Linked DNA regions of Homo sapiens: region 2 is linked to region 1. A link is an interaction called in ENCODE POLR2A ChIA-PET data of the cell type or tissue named here. Cell type or tissue: GM12878. All regions are shown on one strand. Links, peaks and the distances in the headings refer to the core of each region. The heading gives the core; the rest is flanking DNA. Region 1 overlaps TLN2 (talin 2). Region 2 has its middle 3.2 kb from the start of USP3.

The links. Peaks named below come from ENCODE experiments on the same cell type or tissue, not always from the same donor. Only the 100,000 strongest peaks of a DNase experiment are listed, where the experiment ranks them.
Region 2: POLR2A ChIA-PET joins it to region 1 with 13 read pairs; 2 of 35 experiments call an interaction of 5 or more read pairs at or near these places.

Annotation. Positions count from the first base shown.
Region 1 is chr15:62,491,877-62,503,518 of GRCh38, forward strand. The region is part of intron 1 of TLN2 (talin 2); the gene reads left to right. Among named protein-coding and RNA genes, the nearest start is that of TLN2, 110 kb to the left of the region's middle. In GM12878, for the core only: no CTCF peak of the experiment used is centred there; no DNase peak of the experiment used is centred there.
Region 2 is chr15:63,498,261-63,504,537 of GRCh38, forward strand. No RefSeq gene overlaps it. Among named protein-coding and RNA genes, the nearest start is that of USP3, 3.2 kb to the right of the region's middle. RefSeq lists enhancers at 4,613-5,406, 4,885-4,934, 5,407-6,199 and a silencer at 5,925-6,264. In GM12878, for the core only: no CTCF peak of the experiment used is centred there; a DNase peak (open chromatin) is centred at 5,091; H3K4me3 peaks cover 1,753 bases; H3K27ac peaks cover 2,500 bases.

The DNA of each region.
Region 1 (11,642 bases), core at 3,717-6,216:
TTGTTCAGGAATTTACAAACTAGAGGAAGCCTTATCTCACCAAGGGAAAAAAAGACAAATAATTGGCCTCTGAGAATTGCGGCAGGGAGCAGGGAGTATTAGTGGGGGCGTCTTTTTCTCTCAATTTCTGGTATATACATATGTATTTTAATAATTACTAAATGTCTAACAGAATAAATTTATGAGTAAGCTAAGTTATTCAGATGTATTTTGATAACTTATTTATTATATAAATAATATATGCTATTATAGATAAATTAGAAGATTTAGTCCAGTAAAAGAAAATAAAAACTGGCCGGACGCGGTGGCTCACGCCTGTAATCCCAGCACTTTGGGAGGCTGAGGCGGGTGGATCATGAGGTCAGGAGATCAAGACCATCCTGGCTAATATGGTGATACTAGCCGGGTGCGGTGGCTGATGCCTATAATCCCAGCACTTTGGGACGCCAAGGCGGGTGGATCACGAGGTCAGGAGATCGAGACCATCCTGGCTAACACGGTGAAACCCCGTCTCTAATAAAAATACAAAAAAATTAGCTGGGCGTGGTTGGGAGTGCCTGTAATCTCAGCTACTCCAAGGCTGAGGTGAGAATTGCCTGAATCCGGGAGGCAGAAGTTGCAGTGAGCCGAGATGGCGCCCCTGGGCGACAGAGCGAGACTCTGTCTCAAAAAAAAAAAAAAAAAGAAAAAAAGAAAAAAAACTATTCCAATAATCCCAATGTCTAGAGATAGTCTGTTTTTAAAATAATGAATTTTGCCCTATGTCAGTTTCCTTTTGTGATTTTTTTTCAACGCATTTCCCCCCATAGATTCAGAATGTCCCAAACTGTGAAATTTATAAATTAAAATGTATAAGTAAGTTTTTATTTCCCATTCATTTATTCCAAATAATTGCCTTTTGTTATGGTAGAATTTGAGTAATCAAAGAATTCTACCATAACAGATTCCACAGAATTCCATAGCAGAAAAATCTTGGTAAATCCTTGTGTCTCTAATAGTCCTTGAAAGAGGATTTTCAATGCTGCTTTGGAAAAGTGGGGTAGCCCAGGACGTTCTGGCTACTCTTCCTGCTGTCACTGACATTTGAGGACTCGGAGAGTTGTTGTGGCCTTCCTGTTAGGGGTGGAAATATTGGAGGGATTGAAAATCTGGAACTCACTAATTGCATTTGTGTTCCCTCTGGCCTTCTTTGGGGGTGCTTGGTCGGATGTTCATGGTTCAGGGAGGGACAGATGAAGGGCGTAAATCATGATCTGGGAAGTCTGGTCCCTGAACAGCTGTCTGCCAGCTGCTTCACTGGAAACTGGGCAAGTACGAGTGAGCTTTCCTCTGATGGTCTGAAATTGCCAGAAACAGCAGAGCCATGCTCCAGGTGCTTGTTGCGGGAACTGAGTTCAAATCTTGCCTCTCCCACCTAATGGCACTGACTACAGGCCAGCTATGTTGAAGCTTCTGGGCCTCAGTTTCCTCACGTGTCAAACACTGGTGACATACCCACCCCTGTAGGTTTGTTGTGCGGTGGGTGTTAACAACATACATGCCTGGCTCATAATCACTCATAAGGCCCTGTCCTCCCCTTGCTGTTGTATCATTACAATTGAGTATAGGATGGGTTTGAGCAGGTTATTGTCAGGAGTGTCTATTCTAAGCTTTCGTTACAAAAGGTCCCCCAAATCCACTCAGCTTTCACGCTCTCCCACGTAGGAAGCTGGCCCAACACCATGGAGGTTCCCCCCCGCCGCTTTTTTTTTTGAGATGGAGTCTCACTCTGTTGACCAGGCTGGAGTGCAGGGGCACAATCTTGGCTCACTGTAGCTTCCGCCTCCCGGGTTCAAGCGATTCTCCTGCCTTAGCCTCCCGAGTAGCTGGGACCACAGGCACACACCACCATGCCTGGCTAGTTTTTGTATTTTTGGTAGAGACACGGTTTCACCATGTTTGCCAGGCTGGTCTCGATCTCCTGACCTCAGGTGATCCACCCACCTCGGCCTCCCAAAGTGCTGGGATTATAGGTGTGAGCCACCATGCCTGGCCGAGGTTGCCTCTTAGGTAAGTAAATAACAATCTCCTTGTCTCAGGGGAGGACACTGCTGATGAAGAGTTTTTTTTAGATCTGTCAAAATTATGGATACCACCCCCCTTTGTCTGGGTGATCCTAGGATTCTTTTATTTTCAAGAAGACAACTGGGAGGAAGCCATGCAGGAGACTGGCTGTGGTAGTTTTCATGTGAATTTTTATCTTCAGTGCTTTTCATGTCTTCAATTATCCAAGTACCCCAAGCCTGTGGTTTGCCTCAGTTTGGGTGGGCATAGCCAAGGGGGTTCCAGGGCCGTCCAGCCTTCACTCAAGGATGACTTTCCCTAGGCTGAGGGCAGTGGACCCTTGACAAAATTTAATTACCGTCTCTGCTTATGGCTGGACCTCAGCTGGCAGGGTCTCGGGGGCTTTAAACAAAAGCAGGAGCCTCTCCAGAAGTAGATTAGGGAGATTTGCATTCAGGCCAGGGATTTGTACATGGTGTTAATTCTCCTCCAGGCAGATATCTGCTTGGGAAAGGGCTGTGTGACCCTATTTAGAAAAATGGCTACACTTTGTTAACCTTTTTTCCCTTAAGAAGGAAAAATCATTAATGGCAGAAGTTCAGGCCCCAGAGGGGATTTTCTGGGTGATTCTTTGTTTCAAGAGTCATGTTTCCCCAGATGTGATTAAATTGTCCGTAACTTTTAACTCTTCCCTCCCCCGTGCTTTAGTTGAAAAATAAAATCTCTGTTCATATTTCTTGCATATCATAGGCTTATGTCTCTTTCCAGCTCTATAAGTCAAGGCTAAAGATTTTTTTTTTAAGAAAGAGGAAAAAAAAGACATTTATTTGAGAAGACATTTTTGTGTGTGCCCTGCTCCCACCATGCATTCATTCGGTGCTGGAAAGTGGTTAGGGGATTCTAAGCAGCCCCCTTGCTATAGCTGGACTGTGACGCTGTCCCTTACTGTCAGTCTGCTTGGCTCCTCCAGACCTGATGCAGATGCTGCCCGCTCCCCACACAGCCCTCCTTTTTCTCTGTTCCCGGAACACTGTTTGCTTCTGTTACTGAGAAGGCAATACTGGGTAAAGGAGAATGATGCACGATGTGGAGCTGGAAGACCCAGGCCCAAAGGCAGCTTTTACCACCTCCTAGCTGTGCTACCCTGGGCCCCTGAGCCTAGAGTTCCTTCACTGCACTTGCAATTGCACTGTGCAATGCCTTCTCAGTCTCCTGGCTAGAAAATGGAACTCCTGGAGGACAGGATGTTTTTCATCCTATTATTTCCAGTCATTTATCTAGTCATTCATTTCTTTATATAATGACCCTCCTAGGACCTAAGAATAGAGAGATGAACGCGATACATGTGGTAGGAATTGTAAGTTGCTGCTTCTTTTTGTTTTTGTTTTGAGTGATCCACTGATGGTTGAGAAAGCCTAGGATCTTTCTCCCCAGAGAGAATGCCACTAGAGAGGGGGCAGAACATGACCCTGCCTGTTGACCCCAACTGTGACACTTCTGAAACCAATCTTAGGAAAGCCTCTCATGGGAATGGCATTTCCAAGATTAGGGGTAAAGTGGGACCTCCCTGTTGAAAAGTTGTCCTGCCCTCTGTCAGCTAGACATGCCATAAGCAAGGGAAAGAATGACTTTTAATGACAGGGGTAGAAATTGGGAGCAAGAGGCTGAACACATGGAACAGAATTTTTTGAAGTGCCTTGTTAAATGGAAAGTAGATGTAGGAAAATTTGAAATGCTGGTATTTCAGATGGGCCCAGGCCTATCACCTATTATTCCACCTGGAGAGGGTAGACTTATATTACTCCTCCTTTTTCCAGAAGCAGTTTGTGTGTAAAAGCCCTAAAGGGCCACATTCCACTTGATCCCTTTTATTAACGAAATTGTACTTTGCAGCAAGGTGGGGTGTGGCCACAGAGCTCTTTAAAGATGGGAGCCTGGAGGCGGGAGGTTGGCTAATTGCATGTTGCCTTTTGGCTTCTTTCCAGTCTTTAATCATGGATGACCTCTTATCTGTAAGTTCTAGGCCAAAAAAAAAAAAACAAAAACCAAAAACAAAAAAACCTTCTGTTTATCTTCTTTGTGTGCTTTTTATGAAGCTAAACAGATGATGATCATGATCTAAGCACTAGCTTTGGAAGGCAATTGTAGTGGATGGAAAGGGTCAGGGTGGATTCTACGCCAGATGTCAGCCTGCAGAGGCTGTGATTCCAGGCTTCACTTGGTTGAAGTGACCAGTCTGGCCAGCTTTGCTAGGCCTCCTCTTTCTGACTCACTGTTCCCATGGATCTCTGGAAGCTGCTGGTTCTTACGTGTCTACGAAGAGAAGCAGCTTATTTCCTGGGGTGAGGCATGCCCAGAGAAGATTTACTTCTCAAAAGGCCTACTTGAATGTAGTTCACAAGCCTGGCTGTGCCTCAGCATCACCCGTACAGCTTAAAAAGAAATTACACGGAACCACATCTCCTAGAGTTTCCCTTTCAGATAAGGATTGGAATGTGTATTGTAAAAGAGCTCCACCCGTGACTAGGATGGGTGTCAGGACTCAAGACTGTCTACCTTCCTCACCCACACTTTGCAGAGAGTGGGCTGTGGCCCAGCAGCTTCCCGTCTTGGAGCTTATCAGGAATGCAGATGCCCAGATTCTACCAGGCTTCTTGCATCAGAACCCACTGTTTAAAGGATGGAGAAGCCCTGCTCCAATATGGCATGTGGTATGATCAGTGCCTGATTGTTCCCGGAAATGGAACATTGACCTTATGCATTGATGGCTGTGGTTTACCAATACCTATGCTCCTAAGAACTGGGCCAACATCTGCATAGATCCAATTTTTAAAAATTATAATGTGAATCGTCTCTGTTATGGATCGCGACCAACTTCTAAGTTGCTTTGCCTTCTATTGTCCATTATACACACATCAATGGCATTCATTTAAATATACTTAATTTGTAAAATGAGCTGTGTTCTGTAGGCAGATAGGAGTATTTGTGTTCTGCCTTTATTGCATGTACACAGGCAGAGCACAGGCCTCTGCTCCTGGTGATGGTAAGTAGTCTCCAGTCGTGCCTCCCTCCCCTCAGATGGAGGTAATTTCTTCCTCCTCTGGATTATACCTGTCCCTTACATGTGTGACTGTGATTGCACTTGCCCTGTGTGTTGGAATTTTTTGTTGACATTTCTGACACCCGTGGGAATGAGGCCCTTTTTATTCATAGCTGCATCCCCTGTGTCTAAGAGGGCATACTTAATACATAGCAGAGATTCAATAAATGTTCGCTGAGGGAGTGGATGAATGAGTGGGGCTGATGATTGAGAACTCCCAGTATATCCTACATATGGACTTGTGTTTTCTCCATTCCTTCCTCCCCAAAATATCTGGGGCAGCATGTGAGAGTCTCTTCATTTTCTATTGGAAATTGGAGTACTTGAATCCAGAAGTTTAAATCTATGAAGGTGAAATGCGGTTAGGCTAAGTGGATGGACCCTTAGTTAGATCCTCTCTGGGTGATTTGTTTCCCCAGTGGTACTTTCCTCTGCTCCTTCTGGAACTCCAGCAGTTGCTCCTTGCCCTCCAATGGCTGCAGGATGCCTGCTTCCTCTGTGTGGGAAGAATCCTATTTCCTAATCCAGCAGGCATTTTTGTTGGTAATTCTGAAAATCGTTTCTCAGGGCTCTTTCCTAAAGTTGTGGCCACCCAGCAGTGAGTTAGCCACAAATGGCTCAGTGATAGCAAAGGCCTAGTTGCAATATGATTTTTTCTCCCTGAGGATGGTTTTATGCTGAGAGATTCTACATTTGGTTTTAGTAGAACTTTAAGCAATTCATATTTGAGAAGATACATTTATAGCTCTAAATTTTTTTAAGAAGAATGATTTCCAGTGCTTGTCTGGTTCCTTTTTTCCATGGTGGGGTTTTGGCTGCTTTTATGTTATATAGCATTCTGGCTTCCCCGTGCTGCTGACCAAGCGTGGACAGTTTTTGGTTTGCTGTTTTAAAGCCAAGGAAAGGCCCATGCTTCCTGTCTTGAGAAATTTAAAGTATGGAATTTGGCCAGGTGTGGTGGCTCACACCTGTAATCTCAGCACTTTGGGAGGCCAGGGTGGGCAGATCGCTTGAGCTCAGGAGTTCGAGAGCAGCCTGGGTAACATGTTGAAACTTTTGGTACGAAAAGTACAAAAATTAGCCGTGATCATGCCACTGCACTCCAGCCTGGGTGACAGCGTGAGACCCTGCCTCAAAAAAAAAAAAAAAAAAAAAGAAAAAAAAGTCTGGAATTTTATACCTGTTAAAAATATAAATAAGAATTAGATTTTTAAATTCTGAAGTAAATAACCTGGTTCTTCTTACTTAACCTGAATTTGCTAAGTATCTCTTCATGATTCTGAATGGTTAGATCCTGCCAAGGCTGACCCTAAACATTTGTATAGTTTTAGTATTCGATCCTTGAGTAGTCACTGGTCAGTTCCCCAAGGGTTGACTTGCCTGTTGTTGTTTTACTGGCTACTTGGAATCTGCCTGGAAGGCCTCCTGAGGAGTTTGTTGGAATTATGCATATACAGTAATCAGAGTTCTGAGTGTAGGCAAAAGTATCTGGATTTCCTAGAAAGTGAGGGGCTGCTGGACAGTCTCTTCATTTGCCAAGGGATATTTTAAAATAACATGCTTCTGTATCGGTGGCTGTGTTCTAGAGAGCTGGGGTCACCGTAAGTCTGATGATATCCCAGTGTCTGTCACAGGAAAGTGAGGTACATCCACGTATCTACTGACCCCCAGTATCTGGTGGGATATCTTTCCCACAAAATTTGCTTCTTAGGAGGGTTTTTTTTTTCCTTATAGTTCTTTTCATATATAAATACTAATCAGTCACCAATTCATTACATTTTAGGAACAGGAGAGTCTGTGAATGACATGAAAAATTATTAAAAGGAATTTGGCGAAACTATTAAAGGAATTTACCCACTCTAAAGAGAGCTGTACAGGGGTTATTGTTCTTGTTAAACAGAGTAGAGGTCAGTTAGTGGAATGTGGAGAGTTTAAAGTCATTGCTGACTTAATGACTAGTGAAAGACCAAGAAGATATGGTCTTTGCCACTGTACTTCTTAATGACAGAATCAAAGACTTACTGTGTGGACTTTATGGAAGTCTCTAGGAGTAAACTTGATGACAGAATTTTTTTTTTCTAGGCCATGTTTATATTTTCAATCTGTTCTTTCTGCTACCTGGGACATTATTTTTATTTATTACAAAACATTGACTAGAGGGGCTCACGCCTATAATCCCAGCACTTTGGGAGGCTGAGGTGGGAACATCACTTGAGCTCAGGAGTCCAAGATCAGCCTGGGCAACATGGCAAAACCCCGTGTCTACCAAAAAATACGAAAATTAGCCAGGCGTGGTGGTGCTCACCTGTAGTCCCAGCTACTCGGGAGACTGAGGTGGGAGGATCGCTAGAGCCCAGGAGGCAGAGGTTGAGGTGAGCTGAGATTGCACTACTGCACTTCAGCCTGGGTTACACAGTGTCTCCAAAAAAATAAAATAAATAGAGAAATGGCCTGGATATGGCTTGAAACCAAGCCTCTTTTAAGCAAACGTATTTTAAAACTGAGGGGAAAGGAGACAGGGCCAACATGCCAACTGATGAATGTAGTTTGCCCCACTTTACCAGTCCTTAAATTAGCAAGGTTTCTCTTCTTTGTTTTTGAGACGGAGTTTTGCTCTTGTTGCCCAGGCTGGAGTGCGATGGCATGATCTTGGCTCACCGCAACCTCCACCTCCTGGGTTCAAGCAATTCTCCTGCCTCAGCCTCCCGAGAGTAGCTGAGATTACAGGCATGTTCCACCATGCCCGGTTAATTTTGTATTTTTAGTAGAGACGGAGTTTCTCCATGTAGGTCAGGCTAGTCTCGAACTCCCGACCTCAGGTGATCTGCCCGCCTGGACTTCCCAAAGTGGTGGGATTACAGGCATAAGCCACCGCTCCTGGCTGCAAAGTTTCAAAGTTTCTTTAAAAACAAGCAAAGAAACAAACAAACAAACAAAAAAAACAGTCAAAATTACAATTCAGGTGAGGGAGGAGGAGTGAAGGTCCAAAACAGATGGTGGGCGTTGGTGGTTTTCTCTTGTTTAAAATGAATGTAGGCCAGGCGCAGTGGCTCAAACCTGTAATCTCAGCACTGTGGGAGGCCAAGGCGGGCAGATCACCTGAGGTCAGGAGTTCACGACCAGCCTCGCCAACACAGTGAAACCCGGTCTTTACTAAAAAATACAAAAATTAGACAGGTGTGGTGGCGCATGCCTGTAGTCCCAGCTACTCAGGAGGCTGAGGCAGGAGAATTGCTTGAACCCAGGAGATGGAGGTTGCAGTGAGCTGGGATTGCACCATTGCTCTCCAGCCTGGGTGACAAGAATGAGACTCCATCTCAAAAAATAAATAAATAAATAAAATGAATGCAGCAGGGCTTTCTGGCCCAAATTGCTCTACAGAACTTTGATTGCTAGGGAACAAATATTCATTGTCTCCAGTGTGCTCAGTACATAGGCATTGTGACTGGCCTCCATACTGCAAAACAAGAAGACACCTTTGCAGTGGATTAGAATGTTTAAACTAAGTTCCAGATGGGTCAGGCAGAGTCTAACTGGCCTTTGGACCCTTGGTGTCTAGACAAAGCCAGGCTTATAGTAGGCAAATGTAAATGGAGGCAAGGGAAGAAAGATTTCATTAAGCAGAATTATCTGAGAAATGGCTGAGAAAAGACCCGAATATCTGCTATGGCAATCTCAAGTGACATCAATGCCCACTTGGAGTTGGGCACAATGTGAAATTCCTTCTTGAGGGAGCGCTGTTGGGAAAGGAATTTTTGCCTCAATTGGGCAACTTTTTCCTGCTATTTAATATGCATACTCTTCTTGAGCAGTTAAAGACGCAGAAGAAAGATAGTATTGTTTCAAGACAATTCTCCCAGGCTGCTCTTGGCCATCTTTTCTGAGTGTGCAGGCCCCACCACAGTCCCTGCAGCAACACAGTTTTGTTTGCTTAAAATTTGGTAACCTAAGGGGGCTTGAAGTCCCGCCAGGGCACTTCTGGTCCTCACAAATAGTGCCACTGAAAAACGCATCTTGTGCAAGTTTCAGAGCTTAGAAATATTCTGCTTAAATGTGCAATGCGCCATGGGGCATGTTATAGACCATCTCATTGAGCAAAAGATAAATGACCTTTCTCAGAAGGCTGAAGGAGCTTGGGACAGGTAAGCCTCCCTCTGTTCATTGTTTAAAAAAAGGAGGAACTTTTATCTCTACTTCTTGCTTCTACTTGGCCAAAAGAAGTGGATTGGGTCATCTTTTGGCATCAGGGCTATGCAAGTCCCTTTTGTTCCTATTTCTCCTGAGCAGGCCACATGTGTCTCTCTTTGCCTGAATTTCTCAAGCCTCCAGCTGAGGCCAAGGGCAGGGCTGGGGTGGACACTCATGACTGGCCATTGAGAACCCCCATCAATTTCATCCTTGATAGACTTGTACCAAAAGAGCGACCCTCCCACAAGGTTGCTGGATACACTTAGTTGTTTGGTTGGCTCTCAGAAAATGAAGCTTGCACTCACACTGCCCCGGGAAAACGTTAATTCCTGGTTAGGGCTTTTCATGATTCTGTCACACTTTGAATAGTAAGACCACTTGCTGTGGTGCAGAATATCTGGATTTCAGAAGTGGCTGACAAATATTTTTTGGAAAGGAATAGTCACAATTAGAGGGACCCATCCACACTGATGTGACAGAACCTTTGGATGTTGTTTTTTGTTTAATTGGACATAGTTATATCAACAGGATTTGAAGGTGGCAGATGATTGCATGCTCTGACTAATGAAGGCTCACTGGGCTTTTCATGTTTTTTATTTAATTTTAAGTATCTATTTTGAATAATCATGTAAGCCTTATGCCTGATTTTTGAGATGATTATTTCCAAGGTAGGGAACTTAGTGAATGGGCATCATTTCCATGGAGGGTCAAATACCAAGATACTAGCTGAAAGCCAATTAAGATATAGTTTGGGCACCTTGGTATCAGTGGGTTGGATACCACTGCATGTGATATGGCTTTGTGACCTTCCTCGCTCTCTTTGTCCTAAGCCTATGATGGGCCTTATAGGAGAACTAGTCACAGGTGGCTCTACCTTTAAGAATATGCCTGTGTAATGCATGGATGATTGGAAGGCATTGCCACAAGTTTCTTCAGCTGAAGGAAGCTTTACGGAGTTGTGGGGCTTATTCTCCTTGACATGCTGCTGCTCCTTTTGTGTTTTCATTTTAAAACAAAATATGTATTGTTTTTCTAGGGAAAGGCACAGTAGCTTGAATTTACTATATTTGACAGCTTTTCTCAAATGCTTTCAAAACATGGAGTTGCTAGAAAACAAAGGTTTGAACTGCTGACTTCTTCTTGTGAGAATATTAGTTTAGTTTTGGAGTTTTAAAATTTCTAAGGAGGAAGAATGTCTTTGTGACATATAGGACAAGCACTGGGAGGGGAGTCAGCCAGGGTGTCAAGCCTGTGCAGCTGCCTGGTGCCTGACCTGGGACAGATTGCTCTAGGCTGCAGGCATGGGGGTTTATTGCCGAGGCACTGGGCCTGGTGATACGAGGGGTCTAAGTGGTGAGTTTCAGACAGAAATCATCTGTACTCTTGATTCCAAAGCTGGTAATCATGACTGTATTGATCCATAAAGACTCATGATGTATCATCTGTGCTTGGCTTCTGGCCTGGCTAGGGGAGAGGAGACGGGGCGTCATCTGGTTCTGCATCTGGATTTGGAGATGGAATTTGAAAACACACAGGCAGGTTATGAGAACTGCCACTTGTAAGAATGCAAGTGAGTGTGAGATAGAAAGGCCCGGTGATAGATGGTCTTGGGCTTCTCTGTTTTCCTATCACCTGTGTCTCCCTTCCTTGCTCTTGTACTGTTTGGTAACAACTTTGAGGTGAGTCCTTTCCTTTTGGCTGTTAAAGAGCCCAGAGGTGGGTTGGAGGAAAACAGCTTTGTGAAGCCTGCAAGAGTTGACTTCACAGTTCCGTTTGCTGCGTTTTCAAATACTGCTTTATTAGCCACCCCCTCTTCCAAGGCCAGGTGATTTGTGCCTTATGGCCTGGCCACTCTGAGTCATAGTGCCTATGTTTGTGTGGCCAGATTGCAGACTCTGCTACAACAGCGTCAACAAGTTCCCTTTATAGCCATTAAAATATATGTACATCTATTATTCTTTATTATAAAAGTAATATGTGTTCATGGTAGATAATCTGTAAATATAGAAAAATAAAAAAATAATAAAAGTCACTTACTCAGTGAAACCAATGCACCTACCCTCCTAGGAAGTGGCCATCAGTCCTGTGTCACCAGCACTAAGATCTGAACTAACCACGTGCAGATACCTGGGATCAGTAGGATTTCTTCACATCTTTGTGTGTGCTGTGTAATTATTCTACCCTGAGCTCGAATCCTCCACTTCAACTTTTAGCACTGATTTCTCCGCTTAACCCATGTGTGCTTTATACACAGAGAGACTTCTTAAGTGATTAGTGGTTCAGTCACTGCCACAGTCTATTAAAGCTTCTT
Region 2 (6,277 bases), core at 3,608-6,107, 1.0 Mb after region 1:
TTTCACAATTAAAAGGCTTAAAGCTCCGAGTCTAGACAGCCCTTTGACTGAAACTCAGAGGTTCTGATGTCTAATCAGGCAACTAATGAGCAAGGGGAAATAAGTGATACCACAACATTTTCCATCTTGGTAGTGGCAAAGAGATGTCAACAGAATGGAAGACCCGTGTAGCCCTGAGCTGCTGAATCTTCAGTGCCTGGCACGTGGTAGGGCACAGACAAGATGTGCCGAATAAATGAATGTTCGAAGACAGAACACAAGAAGGGCAGACTACAAGCCTAGAAGACCTGTTTCATTCTAGGCCTGGCCTAATGTATTTCTCCTATTTCCTTCATGTGTTATTGATAAACAAAACTGGACACTGAAGTATTTTTGTCATGGGCAGCTGTTCACAGCCCTAGCCAAGGCTTTCCTTTTTTTTTTTTTTTTTTTTTAGATGGAGTCTCACTCTGTCACCCAGGCTGGAGTGCAGTGGCGCAATCTCGGCTCACTGCAACCTCCACCTCTTGGGTTCATGTTGTTCTGCTGCCTTAGCCTCCCGAGTAGCTAGGATTACAGGCGCACGCCACCACACTCAGCTAATTTTTGTATTTTTATTAGAGATGGGGTTTCACCATGTTGGCCAGGATGGTCTCCATCTCCTGACTTTGTGATCTGCCCGTCTCGGCCTCCCAAAGTGCTGAGATTACAGGCGTGAGCCACTGCGCCCAGCCCCAGCCAAGGCTTTCTTGTGATTTCTGCTCAGACAGCGTTGGCTAAAATGGCCACACCTAGCTACAAGGGAAGCCGAGAAATTTCGAGTTGTGAAACCAAGAGGAAAAGAAAGCACATTTGGTGTAAACAGCAGTCTCTTCCACAGCACACAAAGCAGTGTTGCCTCTGCTGGTGTCACTGGATGACTGTGAACTATCACCGGATTGCTGGATTCTCTCTCTGGAAAGGCCCTCAATGGTCATTTAGTTCAACCCCCGATTTTACAGATGGAAAGAAAGATTGGGGCCCAGAGAGAAGTGACTTATCTACTATCAAAGAGTTGTTTGGGGCCGGGCAAGGTGGCTCACGCTTGTAATCCCAGCAACTCAGGAGGCTGAGGCTGGAGCCACTGGAGACCTGGGCAACATAGTGAGACCCTCTCTCTACAAATTTTTTTTTTTAATTAGCCAGGTGTGGTGGCACATGTCTGTGGTTCCAGCTTCTTGGGAGGCTGAGGCAGGAGGATAGCTTGAGCCCAGGAGTTCAAGGCTGCAGTGAGCTGCGATCCTGCTCCAGCCAGGACGAAAGAGACCGTGTCTCAAAATAAATAAATAAATAAATAAATAAAAGTTGTTTGGTGCTAGAGCCACACTGTTTTGCTTAATCTGTCAGTGCTTTATCTGCAAAGTGGGTCTTTAAACAAGAAAACCCCCTCATCTCCTTCATAAAAGGAGATTTCAATGATAAAGAGGAAAGCGTTAAAAGCAGTATAAGTCAATATGTTGATGATGCGGTAATTACAACAATGGCACCGAACATAAATCTTTCTTCAGTTACTCAGAGGCTTGTCTGTGTCCTGTGGTCACTAAATGACTCCATTATTCGGAACTTTGGCTTCTCCTGTGTAATACTGCAAAATCATTGACATGACCATGTGCATGAGGGGTGAAACCTTACCTCTTTTGATAAAAGACCAGTTACTGATTGTGTAAATTTGTGCAATTATTTAACATTCTTTGAACTTTAGTTCTCTCACCAGTAAAATGGAGATGATAATATCCACCTCCAAGGTTTTGTTTTTGTTTTTGTTTTTTTGTTTTTGCATTGGTAGGGGGGAAGGATTAAAGAAGAAATAAAAACCATAGTATTTATTGGGTCCCAACAAGTTGCCACAGTATCAGACACCTAGTTGGGACCCAATAACATGTAAGTTTCCGTTCTCAAATAGTTGAGGTCCTTTCTCTGAATACTTAGGGGACCATATCATATAATTATTGCTGTAATCACTTTAAAAAGGAGCACTTCCAACAACATTCAGTGGACAAATTTTTTAAGATCTGCTATTGCTGAACTAGGTGCTGAAAATCCTCAGATGAAAAAAAAAAAACAAAACACCTATTCCCAAGACAGACTGAAATGTGAACAGAAAATAACAGCACCATGTGAGAAGTGTGCTTGGGTGAGTGACGGAGGGCTTCCCGGAAGAGGCTATGTGCTTCATGGGGAAGGAGTAGGAGCAGACCAAGTAGAAGGGGACCAGACAGGGGAGGACACGGAGGTATGAGGAAGCACAATTTCTATGAGGGGACTATTTGAAATACTTCTGTAACAGTTAAAAAAAAAAAAGTTATAATAAAAGGGAGGGGCCAGGTACCTGTGAGAGCAGTGGGTTTTGGATTTTTTCCAAAAGGTGGGGAACCACTGAAGAATTCCAGCAGGGAGATGATGTGAAAGGGGTAAATGGGAAGTAGTGGGGAGAATGACACCACCAGTATTCCTGAGTGGGGAAGTGAGAGCTGGGTGGTTGGAGCCCACACCCACCCCTCTCCATTTATTTAGTCATTCAACAAATAGTTACTGAGGGCCTGCCACCTACCAGGCTGTATTCCAGGGGCTGGAAATCAGGCAACCAACAGCACTGGCAAGATCTTTGTTCTCATGGAGACTGACAATAGATAAGCAAGTAAACATGCAAGGAAATATTAGATAGGTGCCACTAGGAAAATTAAACCAGGCAACAGAAGAGTCTCTGAGCGGCAGCGGCCCATTCCCTGCCCCCAACACTTACCAAGCCTCCTCTTGATATAACTTTGGTTTCCCAAGGAGGCGTTGCTCCTAGAACAATCTCTATGGTAAATATTAATAATTAAGCCATCTCTCGGAGTGTTTCCAATGAGCCTTCCCTGGGTGAGGATAGTCAGAGCTAGTTTTCCCCAGGGCCTGGTCTGCCTTGTAATTGTTGGTTAAGGACCATCAATTCTGCCAAAAGTCCTAAGTTTAAGGTTTTAGGAAAATCGCGGCAACCTTGAGACCTTTCCTGAAGTGGTTCCCCTGCAATATATGACCTTGCCCTCCCCTCACTACCGACCCCACTTCCATGTATATACACAATTATCCTTTAGGAGAGAAACATTTGATAGTACGGTTGCAATTTTGCATTCCTCCCCTTTGAAAAATGCAAACTTTTAGAACAGGCCCGCCGCTTCGGGCAGGTTTTGCCGCGGAAACCACCCTCCCTCCCCGCCCCCGGATGTCCAGAGGGCTGGGTGGGGAATCCCGGGAGCAGCGCACTCAAGAGCACGGGAGCTGGAGGCTGGAGGCTGGCTCGTCACCATCAGGGCTCCCTGGGATGTAAGTCAGAGCTCCTCAGTGCCAGAGGGATGCGGGCCAAGAATAAAAACGCGAATGTTGTATTAAATGCAGCTGAAGAAACGAGGGACTGAAAAGGCAGATTTCCCAGTGTGCCTCATGGTCTTCCCCCATTTGACTCATTTACTCACTGCGGGTTTCTTTTTCTCCACTCTTTTCTTATTATGGAAACTTTCAAAGACACAGGAAAGTTCACTATTTTAGGGAAATCTAGCAAACGCCCCAGGAGGGCCTCTCTGATTTTGCCCAACTTCTCTGGACTGCCTGATAGAGCTTGCCCTCTGGGGACTATCACAATCGGGACTAAATTAGGGCCCCTGCTCCCAAGGGTTTTTATTCTAGCTGGGGAGAGAAGTCACTAATGGAAACTTTTTTTTCCCTTAAAATAGCTTACACCTTACAAAGCACTTTCACATTCCTGATTCCGTTAAAATCATAAAGCTAGAACTGAAAGGAAATTTAGAGATCATCTCTAGGGGTCAAATATTGGCAAATATTGGGCCACCTGCTAGGCTCTTGCCCATGGTAGACATGGCTAACATACCGCACACTCACCCGTTCATGTCATGTATTCACTTACTTATCAGACATCCTCCATGTTCTACATTGCATGTTAGAAATAAAGCAGAAAACCAGACAGACTTGTTTGCTACCTTATGGACAAACAAGAGGAAGAGAGACATTAAACAAATAATTACACGCATGAAGAGTGTTTTTAGGCCGGGCGCGGTGACTCATGCCCGTAATCCTAGCACTTTGGGAGGCCTAGGCGGGAGGATCTCTTGAGCCCAGGATTTCGAGACCAGCCTGGGCAATATAGGAGACACTGTTTTTTTTTTTGTTTTGTTTTTTGTTTTAAGTGTTTTTAAAAGCCGGTGTTGGGGCAGACAAGGACATCACACACTGGGAGGTACCCTGCGGGTGGGAAAGGGTCGGGAAAGACTCCCTCAGGAAGTGATGTTTAAACTGAAGTCTAGGGGATTAGGAAACGGAGTCTCTGAGAGGGTGAAGAAATATTACATACCAGTATGAAGCATGGCCTGAGTGAGGTCATGCTCCAGGGCCGAACAAGGGGTTATGGATGCTAAGTGGGGGTGGGTGTCCGGAGGAAACAGAAGGTTGGTGGAGCAAGGCCTTAAAGACAAATAGGTTGACATGGAGAGATGGGTGGAAGAACTTGAGCCAAGGGCAGATATTATTGTTTCTCCTCCTCCCGCTTCCCAGGGAAGCAGCTCTCATCTAGTGTCAGTAAAAACAAATACAAAGTTATAATTTATTGGCCACCTAGTATGTGGTGGCAATTTTCATGAATTCTCACATGTTCCTTGCGAGACAAGTATTCTTCTTCCAGTTTTACAGATCTAGAAAAGGCTTGGAACGGCTAGAGACGCTTGCTAAGCCTGGCCGTCAAGTAGGCAGCAGAGCTAAGATTTGAAAGCATGCCGGCCTGCCTTCCTAGGCAGACGCACTTTCCACAACGCATCACTGCCATAAAAATCCCAGGCCGAGGCTTGCTCTAACAGCAAATACCACTTGGAAAAGGACAGATCTTTGAGGACCCAGAAATACTTCTGGGGAAAGGATGAGCAGAGGTGCCCCCGGTGGGTGGATACCATTAGGCAGAGGTCTATGCGGAAGAGGCCGACTTGTGGCGTGGGAGGTAGGGAGGAGTAAGAAGTGATTGACGGGGCGTCCCTGGCTGCTCTAGGACTGCATTGCGGGGAGGTGCCCGGCTCTAACCACTGCCCGGCCCGGTTAATCATTTCCTGACCTTCCTTCCTCCTCTCGCTCTGGCCGCAGGATTGCCACATCAGTCTTCCCCCTCCTCCTGCTCGCCTTCTGGCCCCGAGGCTCCTTCGCCGGGTTTTACAAGGAGCCCCAACTTGGAAGCAATATTTGTAATAGCCCCGGACGTCCTCAAGTGCCCCAGTGAGATCGCAGGCTCGATCCAGGGTATGCCGGCCCAAGCGGCCCCTTGAGGCTTGCCCTCTTCTCTAATCCCTCACTAAAAAGAGGTCAGAGGGTCAGGGATCCAATCTCCATACAGATCAACAAGTTACAGACTCGGTTTCCCCCTGCGGTAAAAAGGGGATGGTAACAGCTGGTAGGGTGTTGCGAGGCTTAAATGCGGTATGGGAAGTGCCTGGCTGGGAGACCTTAGGTATCTAACAAATGCTAGATCCCTTCCCTTCTTATCGCCTGGTAATGGGGAGTTTAGCTTGCCCAGCAATCCCAGGCTACGTTTATCTCACTTGAACTTCCTGGCTTGAAAGTCCTACGATGTGCTGGAGGTAACGCAGATGGTGAGTCACAGTGACAGGATTTGAACGTGGGTTCATGGGCGCCCCTGCGGGCCCACCCACGCAGCATCTAGGTGGCTGGCTAACGCCACGTGTTCAGAACCTAGAAAGGGCTACGGATCGCACCTGCCGCAAGGAGCCTAACGCTAAGTCGGGCGGGACTGCCCTGGCACCCATGAAACCCGCTGCCCGCCTCCCCCGGGGCCAGGCCCTTGGCCTCCCCAGCTTGTTTCTTCGTGTATAAAATGAGGGCCACGGTGCCTGTCTGCCCGAGAGGTTTTAAAGTTCTTCTTTACACTTTGCGGAGCGGCCGGATTTTTACCACGAAGCCACCGAGTAGTCCGCACCACATAGGTTCAGTATCCTCCGCCCACCGCAGGAAACGCCGCGGACGGCCCGGGGTGCCCTGCTCGGCGCCCCACCCTTCCCGGGGCCGGGGAAGCGGCGTGACTAGGAAAGTCACTTCGGAACACAGCCGGACTCTGCGCCACCAGCTGGAGCTCGCCGGGACCCCACCCCGCGGGCTGGGCGGGGGCGGACCCGGGGGCGGGGCGGGGAGGGGCCGGCCTGGAAAGGCGGAAGCCTCCAGTCTAGGGGTGGCTGCAGAACCCGGATCTCGGAGTTACACGTTCTAC